Linked DNA regions of Homo sapiens: region 2 is linked to region 1. The links are chromatin loops, found by intact Hi-C in ENCODE. Cell type or tissue: Caco-2. All regions are shown on one strand. Links, peaks and the distances in the headings refer to the core of each region. The heading gives the core; the rest is flanking DNA. Region 1 overlaps LMCD1-AS1 (LMCD1 antisense RNA 1). Region 2 has its middle 13 kb from the start of SSUH2.

The links. Hi-C counts contacts between places; a loop is a spot of excess contacts. Peaks named below come from ENCODE experiments on the same cell type or tissue, not always from the same donor. Only the 100,000 strongest peaks of a DNase experiment are listed, where the experiment ranks them.
Region 2: it touches region 1 in a loop (2.8-fold over the local background); 2 of 110 quality-filtered maps call a loop at or near these places.

The regions. Positions count from the first base shown.
Region 1 is chr3:8,483,771-8,489,147 of GRCh38, forward strand. The region is part of intron 3 of LMCD1-AS1 (LMCD1 antisense RNA 1); the gene reads right to left. Among named protein-coding and RNA genes, the nearest start is that of LMCD1-AS1, 15 kb to the right of the region's middle. In Caco-2, for the core only: no CTCF peak of the experiment used is centred there; a DNase peak (open chromatin) is centred at 3,341.
Region 2 is chr3:8,655,448-8,660,824 of GRCh38, forward strand. It overlaps a transcript of SSUH2 not described here. Among named protein-coding and RNA genes, the nearest start is that of SSUH2, 13 kb to the left of the region's middle. RefSeq lists enhancers at 2,756-2,945, 3,096-3,145, 3,176-3,225. In Caco-2, for the core only: no CTCF peak of the experiment used is centred there; DNase peaks (open chromatin) are centred at 304, 3,114 and 5,090.

The DNA of each region.
Region 1 (5,377 bases), core at 286-5,285:
AGGCTCCACCCAGAACCTGCATTTTAAAAAGTTTCCCAGGTAATTATTTTAAAATTGAGAATCACTGTCCCAACATAGTGAATCAGAATCTCTGGAGCTACATTTCTCAAATCTGCATAATTTCTAAGTTCACCAGATGAATTAGACACATACTAAAGTTTGGTCACCAGGCCAGGAAACCTTCGAAATGTCCTAAGAATGTCAACATTGCAGCATCTAAACTACGTTCTTCATAGGCCTCCCATACCCAGGAGTGTCACAAAAATTCCCTGTGAGCAGGCATGGGCAATATTATGATTTGACCTGCAATGTATCAACTTCTAAAAAAGGCATTGTAACAGCTTATACACAGAACAGGTGGTCAGCTAAGGAGCATAATAGAATGTGTTCTAATGAAACTCCACAACCTGCCACCCACTGAGCATGTCTCTCCATATCTGGAGGAGTTCAGAGCCTAAAACCCCACCACTGGCTTAAACTGTGCTTCTTTTTAAAAATTACAAGCTTTTTTTTTCTTGAATAAACACACACACACACACACACACACACACACACACACACACTTACACTCAGATTAAGTTTTTGATGACTTTTCAGAGCCCGCTTTTCCTAGTGGCAATTTATTAGCAAGTATTTTCAGTCTACCTCCAAAGAATATCTTGGATGTTCCAGCTCTCCACACATCCACTGCCACATCTTGTCTCATCTGCATGCCTGCAAGAACCTCCCAGCTGATCTCTCCACCTCTACTCCTGCCTTTTCTGGTCTCTACTCCACAAAGAGCTCCAAGTGCCCATTGGAAGACATAAATCAGACCATGTCATACCCCAGCCTGAGGCTAAGATCTGCCTGTATCAATGTCCTTCAGCTGCTTTAACAAATAATTACCACAAACAGTTGATGGCTTAAAACAACAGAAACAACTTATCTCCTGTTTCTGAAGGCTGGAAGTCCAAAATCCACATCACTGGGCTAAAATGAACACGTCAGCACAACTGTGCTCCTGGCTCTAGGGGAGAATCCATTCTTTGCTACTTCCAACTTCTAGAAGTTGCCAGCATTCCTTGGCTTGTGGTTGTATCACTCCAATCTCTGTCCCATGTTCACATTGCTTTGTCCTCTTCTGTCTGTGTTGACTCTCCCTCACCTCCCTTTTATAGGAACACCTGTGATTACATTCAGAGCCCACCTGGATAATCTTCCCATCTCAAGATCCTTAACATAATCGCATCTGCAAAGTCTGGTTTTGTAATATCAGATAACATTTACACGTCCCAGGGATTAGGATCTGGATACCTTTCGGAAACCATTATTTAGCCTGCCACGTTGCCTTTCCATTACACACAATAAAATCCTAAGTCTACTGTGGCCCATAATGTCCTACTGATATGGCCCTGACCCACCACTCAGGCCCCATTTTCTTCCACTTTTCTCCTCTCCCAGCCCACCCCGCCGGTCTACTTTCAGGTCTTCAAGTATGTTCCTACCCCCACAGCCTTTGTTTTTGCAGTTCCTTTTGCTTGGAATGTAATCTTGGCCTAATGTGCTGAGTGAATGAATAGCTTATTCCCACAAGCTCAGAAAAGACAATGGCAAAACTAGAAGGAGCAGCACGGCTTGAGACTAACTTTGCCTGCTTTTCAATTTGACCTAGAGAGTTTTCTGGTTAAAGATGTTTTTACCCCCTCTTTTTTTCAATTACCAAATATCCCAAAATAGCCACAGTTCTTAGTTATCTGTGGGCTCTCTAGAAGGGAGTCACTTTAGACAATTGTAGCCATCTGAACTGGATACTAATGGAAATCATGTCACATGGAACCATCTCCAGGTTTCTTGTTCTTGTACAAACAAGGCAGTCTGAGAAAGTCCAATAGATTGGCATTCCAATCTATTTTGACTTCCAGCAAGAATTTTGATGAGGCTGCTTCTTCTAGTGCTTGATGAATGCTCATTGTTGACTTTGGGCAATTTTACAAAAGCCACTGCTTCATCCTGCTCTGGAGACAGAAGGCCTGCCCATGGCTAAGTGGCCTTTACTTACCTCCTGACTCTGAGAGCAAAGCTATCATTAAATGGAATTTCTAATAGGTTATTATGATGAAAACATAAATATAAGGAGGTTCTTTTGCCCCATAAAGAAAGATGCTAACTTCTGTACAGTTATACAAATCAATATCAGCCACTATATTATAGATAGTGGGTTATCTAGAGTGACCAATTCAACTCATTCTGGTTTGCCTGGGACTTTCTCTGTTAGGATTGTAAATCCTGCATCCCGGAGAAACCCCTTAGTCCCAGATAAACCAGGACAGCTCGTTGCCCTAGTAGTAGCTACCTGGCCCTACCACTTGGTGAACTCAGGGCAAAGGGTATAAGTGGAGACCCACATAGCATAGGTCTAAATATGTAAGAGTTGTAAATCAAGCGAACACACTGTTGAATAAAAATATGTTCTCTCCTCCTACCATGACAAATGTTTTTGAAACAATTTGGCAGTTAAGATTTGAATTCCAAGTTCTTGAACTTCTCTCTGGATCCTGGTCTGTCTCCACCTACTCTTCCCACTTCTAGGTCTGTTCCACACCTCCAGGCGTCTTGCTCACATATATGCCCAAACTCCATCTATATCCCATACACAGCCAGCTCTTGGTTATTGCTTGGGCCTGGGGTAAATTGTTATGAGGTTCATCTTGGAAGCAAATAAACCCAGGAAAGAGGTGTGCTCTGCTCTGGAAGTGGGATTAAGACCCTTCAAAGACCCTGAGTGGGGACTAAGGTACTTAAAGCCCGGCCTAGAAGGAGTGGGTAGCCTAGATGAGGGCCAGAGTGTGGTCCTCAGGACTGGAGCCACTCTTGCCTGGGCATGAGGGTGATGCTGGTAGTCATCACTCGCTAGAGGCCCCTTGTAATTGGAAACCATGAAATAATTTCCAGTTTCCAAATAAACCACCAGGTCCTTCTAGGCAGAGGTTAGAGTTGTTCAATCTAGAGAAATAAAGTTGCACAAAATCTTACAGATGCCCTCAAACTACTCCTGGAAAGAACTAAGGTCCTCGCTAGAAGAAACAATTGTAGTGCAGTAGAGGAAAAAAAAAATCATGTAGCAAGAAGAAAAGCTGCTTAGAAAATGACTCTCATGCCTGGAGATTTATAAGAAAATTATCTGCCACAGAGGAGACCAAGAGCTTGACAAACTCATACTTCCAAGTTCATGTTAATGCTAAGATTTCTGTTTTCCTTCATGGGATTTACTTTGATGGATGATGCAGACGGCAGTGGAAGTATCGGTAGGTTCAAAGGACTGCCTGCTCAAAACGACTTGTCTGCTTTTGCAACCTAATCATGCAAGTGTGGTGCATGCCAGGAACTCTATGTTAAGTAAATAACAGTACAGATGATAAGAGGTGGCGTGAAAAATCATGAAAGTAGAAAGTGATGGTGTCATAGTGCGAGATAAGCTGGGTTTAGATAATGCCTCTGCAATTTACTACTGGTGGGGCTTAGGTGAGTTATTTTGCTTATGTGAGCCTTGGTTTGTTTCTAATCAAAATAGGGATCCAAAGAGTACCTACCACATAAAACTGGTATGAAGATGGATTAAGATACAGCATGTAGGCCAGGTGCAGTGGCTCACGCCTGTAATCCCAGCACTTTAGGAGGCCGAGGCAGGTGAATCACGAGGTCAGGAGATCGAGACCATCCTGGCTAACACGGTGAAACCCTGTCTCTACTAAAAATACAAAAAATTAGCCAGGTGTGGTGGTGGGCACCTGTAGCCCCAGCAACTTGGGAGGCTGAGGCAGGAGAATGGCTGGAACCCGGGAGGCAGAGCTTGCAGTTAACCAAGATCGTGCCACTGCACTCCAGCCTGGGCAACAGTGAGACTCCGTCTCAAAAAAAAAAAAAAGATACAGCATGTAAAGAACTCAACCCAGTGCCTGTAGCCTGATAATTGTTCCAAAATATTTCTTACCTGTAGTAATAGAAGTGGTGGTGGTGGTAGTTGTAGTATGACACAAGTAGAGTAGTACTAATCATTTTCAGGAACAGGCAATAATTGTAGCAATATGAGGTGTAAGCAGATTAGTTGGTGATATGGTTTGGCTGTGTCCCCACCCAAATCTCATCTTAATTATAGCTCCCAAAATTCCCACATGTCTTCGGAGGACCTGGTGGGAAGTAACTGAATCATGGGGGTGGGTCTTACCTATGCTGTTCTCTTGATAGTAAATAAGTCTCATGAGATCTGATGGTTTTATAAAGGTAAGTTCCCCTGCACATGCTCTCTTGCCTGCTGCCATGTAAGACATAACTTTGCTCCTCCCTTGCCTTCCACCATGACTGTGAGGCCTCCCCAGCCATGTGGAACTGTGAGTCCATTAAACCTCTTTCCTTTATAAATTACCCAGTCTCAGGCATATCTTTATTAGCAGCGTGAGAATGGACTAATACAGTTGGATTCTGAGATTCATTTCTCTTGAGTCTGGATGAGAAGGAGTCCACTTTAGTGATAATTGAGATATTGGGTAAAAGAGTCCTTTGGGGGAAGGAGAAGATATATGGATGAAGCCTGAAAAAAACTGTAAAATGACCAAATGGAACTGGCAGGGAAACATGAATCATTCACACCTTCATTAGAATATGCAGCACTGTGTCAGCCATGCCTTGAGCATAGAGCCATCCTAAACCATGTGGGGGACACCAAGAGAAGCTTCTGAGGATGCTCCCCAGCATACTCACAGTTATGAAGACTCCACCTGAGTCACTGCAGCAAGTCAGTGACATCTTAGATGATAGAAGATGGGTCACTTACTGGCAAGCCTGTATCAACACCCCCCCTTAGCAACTGTCCCTATCACTGGCCAAACTTAGGTACTACACGATCTGTAGATGAATCACTTCTAAATTAAGCATGAAGATTTCCAAATTAGTTCAAAATGATCTAACATCTAGACAGAAGGTACATAACGGAGGACGGGAACATAAGGAGTGGGAAAAAATAGAAGGTTATGTTCTTTGAGAAAACAATTTATTTTCTTTTGAAAGGCAGGACCTATTTTTGCAAAAAATGACTGACTCACTTTATTTTTTGGATCATTGTAAAGGAAAGAGAGTGTGTGTAATGCGTTGCTTTACAACCAAATAAAGATGTCATGTGGACATTAAGCTTTCTAATTTGGTTTATATTATTCCAGCTACAATCAAAATGCACACGTGAATCTAAGATTGATTCATTTCTGGGTTGGATTGCCTAACGTTCTTTCTACTGTTATAAGTAACTTCCCGAAAAACCTTTCTCATGCTTTCTGGGACTCAGGAGCATAGTTCACCCTAAGATGCCCTCTGACCTGGTCACCCCAATTCTTCCTCTTGTACC
Region 2 (5,377 bases), core at 180-5,179, 170 kb after region 1:
GCCTCTTCCCCCGGGTCTCAGTGTGTGACCTCCTCAAGATCACAGTGGGTGGCCTCTTCCCCCGGGTCTCAGTGTGTGGCCTCCCCGAGATCACAGTGGGTGGCTTCCCAAGGTCTCAGTGGGTCATTCTTGCCCCCATTAGTCCCCACAACCTCTATCTATTTCATCCCTCTGAAAATATTGACTTGGAACTCGTTATGCACACAAACTAGTCGGAATCCCAAACATGCCTCGAATCCATTTTCTGATTGACATCAATGAGCTGACAGCGTGGAGAGAAAGCACCATTCCTTTGTTCAGAGCCAATCAGAAAACTGATAACACAGCCCCTCGCTCTTCTGTTTTTGTCAGAAGAATGATTGAAGGTAGAGCAGAAGACTCGGGAGGCAAACACACAGGCCAGGATTTCAAAACCCGCTCTGTTCTATCCTAAGTTCAGAATGCTGGGGAATGTTTCAGATATCTCCACTTTTTTTTTCTTCTCCTCCTACCACTGTGGAATAAGGGAAATTGAATTTCAAAAGAATATTATTCTAACTAAATATAAGCCTGTGCTGCTATGAAAACAAAGTTTCTAGTTGTTGGGTGGTTTGTTCTGTTTTTTAATAATTTGTGTCCCACTTCAACAATAACCAAGGAAATTAAGATTTTAAGAAAGAGAGAGAGACAAAAAGAGAAAGAGAGAGACCAGGTTTGTGCAAATCTCAAACAGAACACACAACTGAAAAGCCTTCATGTTTAGGTTTGAAATTGAGAAACTTAAACCTCTGGCAATATATACTCTCCCTCTTTTCCATGTTCTGCTAAAAGCAGCTAATTTTCCCATAAGCAAGTCTGGCAAGAAAAGGAACAAAGGTTTGGTCCAGGACACATTTTACTATTTATTCTTCTAACATACAGGAAATGAGGCCTCCTGGAACCTCGCTGCTGCCCGCCTCCTGGCCACCTCTGCCCTGTTTTGTGTTCCCAACCTGGCACAAAACCTGCTTATGGATTGAGCGTTCCAATTCTTGGACTCTCAGCCCCTCTTGACAGCACCAGGCAGTCACTGACTGTGACCCAGGGACGGAGCAACAGCCATTCCACAAACAGTCCTCATGCCCCACCATGTGCCCTAGGCTGGGGACACGACGGGGAGCGAGGAAGACACAACCCCTGCCCATGTGGAGCCAACATGATGGAAAGGACGAAAAGGCCACATCATCTCATTCGGTCCTCACTACAACCCTGTGAGTTGAGAATTGTTATTAGCCTCAGTTTATAAATGAGAAAACTGAGGCACAGGGAGGAAGTGACTTGACCAAGCTCCTACAGGTGGGAAGTGGTGGAGCCGGGATTTGAATGTGGGTTTTTCTGGCTCCCACGATGAGTCTGCCTCCTCTTCCATGGGATTTACCACTCTGCTTCATTTTTTGGTTTGTTTGTTTGTTTGTTTGTTTGTTTGTTTGAGACAGAGTCTCACTTACTCTGTCACCCAGGCTGGAGTGCAGTAGCACAGTCTCAGCTCACTTCAACCTCCACCTCCCAGGTTCAAGTGATTCTCTTGCCTCAGCCTCCTGAGTAGCTGGGACTACAGGCATGCACCATCACACCCGGCCAATTTTTGTATTTTTAGTAGAGAGAGGGTTTTGCCATGTTGGCCAAGCTGGTCTGGAACTCTTGACCTCAAGTCATCCTACTGCCTTGGCCTCCCAAAGTGCTGGGATTACAGGCCTGGACCACTGTGCCTGGCCCACCACCCTGTTTTATAATTACCTCCTTTCTTAGCTCTCTTTCCTGATTGACTCTAGACTTCAGGATAGCATCTCAGGCATCTTCACATAACTGACACTGCACTTGATGAGTATTTGTTGAATAGGTGAGTGGATGAATAATCAATCCAAAGGGTGGTACAAGTCATGGAAGGTTAGGAGGCAGAGGAGTAATACAAAGTGGCATGAAGAAGCCCAAGACTCAGCCCCTACCCTCAAGCAGCTTTCAACCCAGGTGGGACGGCATGACATGGACACGTGGAAGTTCTCTAGCACTGACAGGCCACCCTCCATGAGGTGTTCCATGCTCATAGACAGTGGGTACGACAGGAGGTCAGATGAGCCCACTCTTTTCTGGGAAGGGGGAGATCAGGAAAGGCTGCCTGGAGGAGGCGAGGCTGACACTGGGCACTGAAGGATGAAAAGAGTCAAGTACATGGAGAAGAGGAGGGAACAAAGGCTGACTACCGAAATTATGCTCTTTCTACCACATCCTACCAAGAGGTGAGTATAGAAGGAAGGGAAGGAGGGAGGGAGAAAGGAAGAAAAGCCTTCACTATGGTAACACATGGAGGATTCAGTTCTGTAGACTCCGACACCCTGGCCTCCCTCTTGCTCAGCAGAGAACCAGGCATGGCGCCACCCTCGCTCTCCAGTATGTGTGCATATCTGCTGGTATCAGCAGGCAGTGGGGCTGTCCCAGTCTCTTCCCAGCCTCCACGCCTGCATAGCCCTGCATGGGCAGGACCGTAGGCACCCTTCTCCCCACGACAACTCCAAGGCTGGCCCTCCCTGTTCTTCCCATGTGTGGGGAGACAGTGAGGGAGGTGAGAAGAGCATCCACTCTGCAGTGAATGGGCCTGGGGTCAAACTGCATCCTAGCTGGGTAACCCTGGGCAGGTCACTTAACCTCTCTGACCCTCAGCTTCTACATCAGAAAACTGGGGATGACCCTCATGGAGATATTTATTACAGGCTAAGAGATGACGACATGTGTAAGCAGTTAGCGGAGTGCCTGTGGCTAGCAGAATCTCAGTAAGTGGAAGGCATTGCTATGAGTAGAATTGCTGTTATTCATATCGAATTAGGTGGTAAAATTAAACCTTTATTGCTCCTTGCGTGACCACTTCAGAAACTCTCTCAGAGTTTCTGGCTAGAGGAGAAAGAGGGGGTACTCTGGGCCTTTCTGGAACACCTGGTATCCTTGCCAGGGCAGCTGGTCCCCAAGGGGCAGGACTGTTTGCTTTCCACTTGCTTGCCGCAGACCAGCCTCCATTGGCGACTGGCTTGGGCCGCCAGGCTGGGTGGGGCAGGTGCGTAAACTCTGTGATGCATTCTTGGGCTCCCCAAGGTAAAAATAGTTTTGCTTTGTTCGGCCGGGTGGTTTACACACTCGTTGGCCTGGCAACCTGCCCACTGGAAAGGCAAAGGCCAGACTATTTCTGGCTGCAAAAACAAGCCCCCGCCAGGCCCCAGCGTCAAGCCTCCAGATAGCAGTATTAATATTCTGCTATCTCATTCTTTCAGGCCACAAAAAAACAGAGAAGAAAAAAAGCCTTGTGCCTGCATGACTTCTCCTTCTATTACCCACAATCACAGCTGCCACAGCTACTGCAGACAATGCCCAGGACTCTCAAATGTCACATTCCCCCAAACAAAACAAAACAAAACATAATAAAGGCTATAGTAGTCATATTATTAACAATAACATCAACAAAGTACTTACCATACACAAAGCACTATGATAGGCATGTTGCTTCCATGTTATCCTTCCTTCACAGCAGCCCTAAGAGGTACTATTACAAGGCCCATTTTCTAGAAAAGGAAACTATGGTTCAGAGAGGTAAAGTCACCTGCCCAGAGTCACACAGTGAAAAATCAGCAAGGGTGAAATTCTAGCCCAGGTCTGCCTGACTCCGAAATCCATGCTGTTTCTTGGCGCCACTTCTCCTTACACCTTACTAAAGAAAACATGGATGTTTCATTGTCTTTCTTTGTGGTTGCTTTTTTTTTAAAAGTAACAAACCCCACTGGGGCATTTTCAGTGGTTTTCTGGTGTCATTTCTCCCACCTTAATTGCCTCCTCTCTTCTTTTCTCGACAAAATCTCCAAGCTTTACTTGTCTCCTGTCTTCCCTTTGGCCCATCAGATTCCCAGGCCTTTGTTCCCTCCGCCTCTCCATCCACATAACTTTTCCCATCCTTCAATGCCCCACTCCAGCCTCACCTCCTCCAGGCAGCCTTCCCTGATCTCCCCCTGCCCAGAGCAGAGTGAGCTCCCTTCTTTCTGACCTCTGGTCATGCACACTGTCTGTGAACATGGGACACCTCAGCAGAGGGGGCCTTTCAGAGTTAGAGAATTCCCAAGTCCATATCATGTCTTTCCAGCTGGGTTGGAAGAATCTGCTGGAGGCCGGGGGCTGCCCGTGCTTCTGTGTGTCTGCTCACATCAGTCCCCTGACCCAAACCCTCAATGGGCATGGGATCCAGTATTCATCCATCTACCATGCATCATCCGTCTGTCCATCCATCCATATATGTATTCATTCATTCAATGGGTATTTATTGTGTGCAGTGTAAGAGATATGGAGATTCATCAGATACCTGCAGTCAGAAGAGAGAGAGATAGAGAAGGAGGCAATTAGAACACAGTCAATAAATGCTATGGAAAGTGGCATGGGTTCATGGGAATCTTTCCAGGGAAGCAGACATCTGAGTTGGATCTTAAAGGGAGAATGGAGTTCATTAGGTGAAACTAGGAAACCATTCTTCAGACAGGCTCCTAACACATGTCCTCTAGGGTTTGACCTAACGTTCTTCCCATCTCATCCCCATCAGCCACTGTACCACTCGGGTCCCAACAGGGAAGCTAGTCTGCTCCAGTCAGATCCCAGGAGGCGTGTTAGTTTCCACAGGGACTACACAATTCCTAACAGGCAGGGTTGGGGACCACACAGGAGAGTGTGGTTACCTGGCTAGTTGTAATGCAGCCATTACCACTTGAAAAGGTGAGAGGAAGGAATTTATAGAAATCCATAAAGAGAGCGCTGGTTAGAGACCCCCTTGAGGGCACAGTGACTTTCCATCAAAGGAAAAGAGCAGCCCAAGGCAACCTTGCAGGCCAGGAGCCAAGATCAACACCCTGACCTCACTCGCCTCTCATCCACTTGAGGCAGAAACTTAAAATAAATATGCATTCATTCACTCCAAGAAAAGTAACAGGCAAGTCAAGGGTTAAGAAGAAAAGAACAAGTTTTCCTCTGTCTAGCAATCTCACTTCAAGAACAGTTATAAGATAACACTGTTTGAGAAGCCAAGGCCAAAAGAATGGGCTCCAGACAACCCCCTGCCAGAGCAAGATTGAAGGGAAAAAAAGAGAGAAAGACAAATTCCTTTATTGTTACTGCTCCTTTCCCTGGCTTCTTAAGTACAGCTGTGTTTTACAAATGTCTATATTTAGCCTGTTCTTGTTTTTCTTTCACAAGGCCAACAGCTATGCAGGGCCACAAGTTACGTTATGCTATAGATTATATGACCTATCATATGATTAGCTGCTTTTGTTTTGCTTCTGTAGTCAACTTATAAAAACTGTGCTCAGTCTTTGTTCAATGCTCAGCTTTTTGGATA